Linked DNA regions of Homo sapiens: region 1 is linked to region 2. A link is a contact called in ENCODE Hi-C or POLR2A ChIA-PET data. All regions are on one chromosome and are shown on one strand. The core of a region is the stretch at or near the end of the contact, and the rest is flanking DNA. Distances in the headings are between cores, read along the strand shown. Region 1 overlaps ESYT2 (extended synaptotagmin 2). Region 2 holds the start of DYNC2I1 (dynein 2 intermediate chain 1).

Region 1 (3,857 bases), core at 113-2,612, 120 kb before region 2:
ATCCACACTCAGCAGCACAGCAGCGGGCGCGTGGGACCCCAGCCCCCACCTGCAGGCATGCACGACCACGATAAGCTTGTTTCTCTGCGAGCTGTGCCGGATGGTCAGCTGGATCTGCCCCAGTGGAGACTGTCCCAGGGTCGTCCCGCTGTGGGAAAAGAGCAGAAAGTCACCAGCTTGCCTGAGACTGGAGAACGTTGTGATTCATTGGTCCACTGTACACGATAAAATAATTTCTATTCATTTAGACAAAAAGAAGTCAAATTACCCATGAACTTAAACATAATTTGAAACTTCTGGGTACAAGTCAAACAGATGAATATTTTACTTGAGGGTTCAATATAAATTAATTATTCAAAACTGACATTATTTCTTTTGTTTTTGTTTTTTGAGACGGAGTTTCACTCTTGTTGCCTAGGCTGGAGTGCAATGGCGCAATCTTGGCTCACTGTAACCTCCGCCTCCTGGGTTCAAGCGATTCTCCTGCCTCAGCCTCCTGAGTAGCTGGGATTACAGGCGCCCGCCACCACGCCCAGCTAATTTTTTGTATTTTTAGTAGAGATGGGGTTTCACCATGTTGGCCAGGCTGGTCTCAAATTCCTGACCTCAGGTGATCCACCTGCCTCGGCCTCCCAAAGTGCTGGGATTACAGGCGTGAGCCATCGCGTCCAGCCAACTGACAGTTTTTTAGTTAGGGTCCTGAAAACTAAAAGTAAAATCCTAAGCCCCCACCCCACTCCCATGTGAGTGGACCCAGGGGACCCCAGAGAAACTTAAACACTGAGTTCCTGACCACAACAGGACGGGAGGTTATTTATACCCCCCCCTTCGCAGTTCAGATGCAACAACCGACTGGCATTAATGCTGCAGCAGAGATCGTTAAGACTGAAGGAACAGATTCCTTGCGGCAGTAAGATACCAAGCTACAAAGAAGACCTGGGGCCATGCCAGGCAAGGGTAAGCCTCACACCCAACGCTTAACAGAATAAACTGGGTTCTACCTGCCACCAGGTGTTTCTTTCTCCAGCAGCTAAACAAGCACTGGCCTCGAGAGCAGCAGTGTTAAAGCAAAATCCCAGCTTGTCCTGATCCAGATGCTGACTCAGTGACCCCTGCTCCACCGGCGCTAACTGCAGCTTTGACTGACGAGAGGCTGATTTCACAACTTCCTCCTGATGGCAGACCCTGACCACGGACTGCTGCTGGCTGTTCTAGAGAGGCTGGGCACTCTGCGGCATTCACAGCTCCTCCTGGAACCTGCTGAGGACGCGTGCTCCGCACAAGCTCCTGCCCTACCCTTCCTCCTCTGAGGTGCTTCCGGGCCTGTCAGGCTGGCCAGCCTGCAGGCTGCAACCCTATAAGGATAAGGAATAGTCTCCTTTCTAAATGTGCAGATCTTATGATTCACCAATTGAGCACCCGAGGTTAAAACCACACAGTGTCCTTATTACAAGCATCAGCCCTGTGGTCCTTGTTAAGCAGTTTCTAGCCTGTCCTACCCGAATTTGCATGTCCCGTCTCAAAGCCTCATGCAAGCCACGTGCTCTCTTCCCATCTGATGAGACTGCAGCGCCCTTCCTTCCATTTCTCTCTGCTCAAGGATGGAACACAGACCCCCAAAATGACAACTGGTCTTGTTTGTTCAGTGGCCCCTAAGATCATTTCTACTTCCCAAATTGAGCTCCTGAGAAAAAGTGTTTCCTTGTTTAAAATTCTATTTCCTTCTGGAGCAAGAGAGAAGGAATGTTTTCTTCTTTCCAAAATAGTGGACATGAGAAAGCATGAAAGAAAAAAGTGAGTGTGGCTCAGAGGAGGGCGGCTGTGCAAGCTCCACAGTCTGCGTGTGCTTTTTCTAACAGCTCAGAAGCACCTTTGCCTCCGTTTCTGTTACTATTTTCTTATTATTCAACACACCTCTTATAACACCACACAGGGAGAACTATTTCAAAGGTCAATTTTGTTTCTTCCACCAAGAGGAAAAGGTTAACATCTGAAGCTTGTGATAACTACAGACAACTTTTTCCTCCGTATCTAAAGAAACCCTTAACACACACCTATGAGTCATGGGGCTTAAATAAGGAGCCAACACAGACATCCGAAGACAAACAAAAGAGACTGAGCAACAGGGATGGGATCCAACTACGTGAAAGAGCAGGTCTGTCCTCACACAACGGGGAGGCCAGGGCTTCTCCAGTGGCCGCAGCGAGGCCCGCGGGCCAGCTCTGCGTCTGTCTTCCTGGCAGAGGCCCAGGCACACAGCAGCGTCCCGGCGCTGCCTCCTGTCTTTCCTACTGTGAAACCTATTACTCCATCACGTTCTAATCTTTAATGACTAAATCCTAGAAAATGGCAGGTTTTATTTCCAAAGTCCGAGATGCAGTGAGCAAAACGGCAACACAACCTGAAGTGCTTTCAGTTAACCTAAGATTAGGCCTCCCTCCCCAAAGCATGCCGGCCTCATGCTCTGCTGCGTTAAACGACTCTCCCCCAGCGTGGGGTGGGGGGCGCTTGCTCTGCTGGTGAGAAACAACATGGTGGCACTTAGTTACTTTTCCAGCTGCCTCAGCCTTTGCCGCAGCTCCTGGGTGGCGATGGGCAGCGAGATGTCCGAGGCGATGCTGGGGGTCGGCTCCTTGACTGAGATGTGGCCTGGGGAGGCCAGGAGGCTGGAGGAGCTTCTGCCCAGGTCGTGCAGCCCCTGAGGGCCGGCCTCAGGGGGCTGGGCCTTTTCTTCCATACCAGGCTTATCACTGCCCCCAATGACTGGTGTGGATGGAGCTGTGTTGCTGCCACCAGGGCCTGGAGACCCAGACATATGAGATTTGATGGATGTTTTCCTCCCCTCTTTGGACACAGAGGGACGTTTGACTTGAGCTGAGTGTTGGTGGTCTGGAGGCCTTTCTCGCTTTTCGAGATGGAGCACCTAGAGGTGGACATAAACATAAAAATTAAACTTGGTGACACTGGTAACATCCTAATACTGGAACAGCCTGGGATGTCTTTACCTGCAAAAATTTCTTTAAAACTTAGCTCAAAAAAAAATTTTTTTTTAAAGGAAAGTTTAGGTAACCAAAATGTCACTTCTGTGATACAAATACCACTTTTTTCCCAGAGATGAGGACCTGCTAAGCTGCACAGGCCAGAGTGCTGTAGCTCTTCACAGGGGTGACCATCGCGCACTACACCACAAGCTCCTGGCCTCAAGAGATCCTCCCGCCTCAGCCTGCCAAGTAGCTGGGGCATCGCCGAGGCCTGCGTCTTCAGGCTCTGGTGGCAGCAACAGGGCGGTGGCAGTGATAAGCCTGGTGTGGAAGGGCAGGCCACCCCCCTGAAGCTGACCCTCTGGTGCCACACAACCTGGGCAGAAGCTCCTCCATCCTCCCCAGGCCACGTCTCAGGCAAGGAGCCCCCCATAACACTTCTGCGTATTCCTCTAGTCTCTTCCGTTTCCATGTATTTCTACACAATTGTGGGACAATGTTTTTACATCAAGAGCCCAGAGTCGCATTTCCTCGACACAAGACCAAAGCCCGTATTCTACATAAGGGGTTTCCACCCGGCGTCCCCAGAGGGAGGAAGAAAGTCCAGAACCCCTGCTATCCAGCAAGATCACCCCAACAACCTGACATGAGTGCAGGAGCAGGGGGTTCCCGCAGGGCCTGGGGTCTCCCAGTTGTGTGAGCACATGAGCTGGTCCCTGGGCTGGCTTGAGCAGAGTCCACACCTTGTAAATCACTCCACTCACGTGACAGCTTAAAGGTTTTTTCTGGTTTTAGGAAATAACGCTGCGGTGAACATCTTTATGTTCCTGGTCTCCCCACACTTTGTATCACCAAAACAAAAGTCAGGTTTCTAGA
Region 2 (3,541 bases), core at 249-2,748:
GTTCACCTTGCCCGCTGCCTAGACAGAGCCTATCGAGATGGGGGAATTGCAATAGAGAAAGAGTAATTTACACAGAGCTGGCTGTGCAGGAGACTAGAGTTTTATTATTACTCAAATCCATCTCCTTGAGCATTGAAGCATTCAGGGATCAGAGTTTTCAAGGATAACTTGGGTGGGGGGAAGCCAGTGAGCCAGGAGTGCTGATTGGTCAGAGATGAAATCATAGGGAGTCAAAGCGGTCTTCTTGCCCTTATCAGTTCCTGGGTGAGGGGCCACAAGATCTGATGAGCCAGTTTATTGATCTGGGTGGTGCCAGCTGATCCATCAAGTGCAGGTTCTGCAAAATATCTCAAGCACTGATCTTAGGAGCAGTTTAGGGAGGGTCAGAATATTGTAGCCTCCAGCTGCATATTAGAAACTACTCCTAAAACGTAATTTCTAATCTTGTGGCTAACATCAGTCCTACAAAGGCAATCAAGTCCCCAGGCAAGAAGGCCTGCTTTGGGAAAGGGCTGTTACCGTCTGTGTTTAAATTATAAAATATAAACTAAGTTTCTCCCAAAGTTAGTTCAGCCTACTGCCAGGAAGGAACAAGCACAGCTTGGAGGTCAGAAGCAAGATGCTGTGGGTTAAGTTACACCTCTTTTACTGCCTCAGTCATAATTTTGAAAAGGCGGTTTCAGGCTTTCAGCCCTAACTTTCCCTTTGGCTGAAGGAGTTCGGAGGTCCTGAGAGTTTTTGATTTTCCCTTACGTGTTGTATAAAAACAGTCTCTCAACGTTGATTCCTGCCTACCTTACTGCTTGTTTTTATCAAAAGACGACATATGGGAATATAATTTGTTAAGTGCAAAGCCTTATTCAAATGTAAAGCTCTTTTCTTTTTTTTTTTTTTTTTTTTGAGACAGAGTCTCGCTCTGTCGCCCAGGTTGGAGTGCAGTGGCGTGATCTCCGCTCACTGCAAGCTCCGTCTCCCAGGTTCACGCCATCCTTCTGCCTCAGCCTCCCGAGTAGCTGGGACTACAGGCGCCTGCTACTGCGCCCAGCTATTTTTTTTTTTTGTATTTTTAGTAGAGACGGGGTTTCACCGTGTTAGCCAGGATGGTCTCGATCTCCTGACCTCATGATCCACCCGCCTCCGCCTCCCAAAGTGCTGGGATTACAGGGGTGAGCCACCGCGCTCGGCCTCAAACGTAAAGCTCTTTTCAATATCTGCTCTCCCTTTCTATCTTCCCCGACTGTCAGTCCGGTCCCGTGGGAACCCGGGGCGGGTTGGGGCGAGTCAAGAGCCCCTGCACCCCAAGTCAGGGTACTGCACCTACCCCTTGGGGAGACCAACGACCGCTCGGTCCTCTGCTGCTCCTGCCTGGCGGTTGCTAGGAGCCGGGGAAGCGCAGGCGCATTGGGAGGGGCCGCGGGCACGCCGAGCAGCGACCACTCGGCCTTCCCCTGCTCCTGCCTGCCAGGTGCTAAAAATGCCGGGGATGCGCAGGCGCACTGGGAGAGGCCGCAGGGCACGCTGGGCAGTGCTTCTGGGCCCTCTGCTGCTCCTGCTTGTCGGTTGCTAGGCGCTGGGACGCGCCTCCCGAAGGGTGCGGGGCACAGGTGGCCTCTTCGGGGTGGACCGCGCCTGGCCGGGGCCGAGGACACCGCGGCCGCCCGGGCCTGCGGGAAGCGATGGAGCCCGGGAAGGTCGGTGCGGCGCTGGGTCTGGGCGAGGGGTGGTCGAGCTTCGCGGACTCCTTCGGGCGCCGCTAGCAGCGCCGCCGCCGCCCTCCCTTTGCGCAGCGGTTCTCTCGGCCGGGCCGGGGCTTCCCGGAGGAGCCGCGGTGCCTCCGAGGCAGGAAGGGAAACGGAGGCGCGGCTGGCCGTCGGCGCGAGGGATGGCAGGACGCCGGGCTCCCGGCGGTCGGGAGAGGCGGTCTGTGCAGCCTCAGGCCTGGGGTCGCCGCCGCGGCCCGTCTCCTCGCGCCCGGCCTGGAGGCGGCCTCGGCCCCTGCTGCGGGGCCGGGGTGGCTGAGGAGACATATTTAAAAGTTTATTAAATTTTAGCTGACTTAAGTTTAAATATGACTTGTCACAGTTTAAGAGGTTGAGAGAGTGCAGCCTGGGTGCTTGAGTTTGAATTCAGGATTTTGTATTTACTTGTATGACCTTGGCAAACTCACTTAACATGTCTTGTTTCCTAATTCATTCAATGGGCACAATAATAATAGCAACATTATAGGGTGTTTAAGAAGGTTAAGTGAGATATTATGTGTAAAAGTGCATAGACCAGTGCCTGCTTTCATTAACACTCAATAAATGTTAGATATTACTGTATTATTCTTATCTATTGATTCCCCACTGAAAGATGAGGAATTTAATTTGCATACATTTTCTTCTACCTTCACTCCTATTATTTTTTCCCCATCACTTACCTTTATGTGTTGAATAATACTCCTTAATTTGTATTTTATGTTATATAAACCTTAGGTTTTTGTTTTTTTTTTTTTTTTGAGATGGAGTCTCACTCTGTCACCAGGCTGGAATGCAATGGCACGAACTTGGCTTACTGCAACCTCCGACTCCAGGGTTCAAGAGATTCTCCTGCCTCAGTCTCCCGAGTAGGTGGGATTACAGATGTCCGCCACCAAGCCCAGCTGATTTTTGTATTTTTAGTAGAGATGAGGTTTCACCGTGTTGGCCAGGATGGTCTTGATCTCCTGACTTCGTGAGCCACTGCACCCGGCCTTTTTTTTTTTTTTTTTTTAAAGATAATTCCCCTTGTCGCCCAGGCTGGAGTACAGTGGCACGATCTCTACTCACCGCAACCTCCAACTCCTGGGTTCCAGCGATTCTCCTGCCTCAGCCTCCCGAGTAGCTGGGATTACAGGCAGGTGCCACTATGCCTGGCTAATTTTTGTATTTTTAGTAGGGATGGGGTTTCTCCATGTTGGTCAGGCTGGTCTCGAACTCCTGACCTCCGGTGATCCGCCCGCCTTGGCCTCCCAAAGTGCTGGGATTACAGGCGTGAGCCACCGCGCTAGGCCAACCTTAGATAGTATTTTTTAACTTTCCCCTAGTTAAGATTAAGAAGCTACTGCCCTGCACTCCCCATTTCTCCCTAAACCCACTAATTTCCTGACCCTGTCATCTTCTATGCTATTCTCTTTACATTTCTTTAAGTTACTCTGTAACTTACATTGTCCGTGATTTGTTTATAGGTTGATTTTAAAAATGAAAACCAATAAACACTATAACATCATGGTTATATACGTTTTCATTGCAGAACCAAATAGTCAGATTGGACCAATAGATACAATGGAGTCCTGTATTCTAAGCTCACTCTACTCAGGGAACAATGTTTCTGGTGTCAGGGTCAAAGGGGTCATCTTTTGTTACATTCAGTTAATGTACCACAATGAAGTTTGCTTATCATTTGGACCATGTCTTTCATAAATGGCCCTATTTGCCCTGTTTTTTTAGTTTTGGCAAAAAAGAACATAAGCTGTTTTAAATTTTTAAACCTTATGATGTCTTCTAGCTTATTAGTGTCATAT

The links. Hi-C counts contacts between places; a loop is a spot of excess contacts on that map. ChIA-PET counts read pairs that join two places held with the same protein, here RNA polymerase II (POLR2A). Pooled maps may share reads with other maps.
Region 1: a loop to region 2 is called in a map of endothelial cell of umbilical vein, with 3 times the contacts of the local background. The contact joins the enhancer-like site here to the promoter of DYNC2I1 in region 2. A Hi-C loop is called at or near these places in 1 of 168 maps with a recorded cell type or tissue (endothelial cell of umbilical vein) and 1 of 50 pooled maps. POLR2A ChIA-PET finds 5 or more read pairs at or near these places in 6 of 52 experiments (AG04449, AG04450, HCT116 and 3 more).

What each region holds. Positions count from the first base shown.
Region 1 is chr7:158,738,974-158,742,830 of GRCh38, forward strand. It overlaps ESYT2 (extended synaptotagmin 2), which reads right to left. Exons shown (of 23, transcript NM_001367773.1): 18 at 2,550-2,923; 19 at 50-148. Among named protein-coding and RNA genes, the nearest start is that of NCAPG2, 36 kb to the left of the region's middle. Within about 2 kb of position 1,363, at least 9 of the 41 ENCODE cell types and tissues checked have a DNase peak (open chromatin) inside an H3K27ac peak, as active enhancers do; they include PC-3 and endothelial cell of umbilical vein, where a contact is called at or near this core.
Region 2 is chr7:158,855,060-158,858,600 of GRCh38, forward strand. It overlaps DYNC2I1 (dynein 2 intermediate chain 1), which reads left to right and starts at 1,499. Exons shown (of 25, transcript NM_018051.5): 1 at 1,499-1,691. The coding sequence starts at 1,677. LOC124901796 (a long non-coding RNA gene) reads right to left here and starts at 1,463. Exons shown (of 2, transcript XR_007060627.1): 1 at 1,322-1,463; 2 at 79-337. RefSeq lists a silencer at 1,555-2,024 and an enhancer at 2,375-2,916.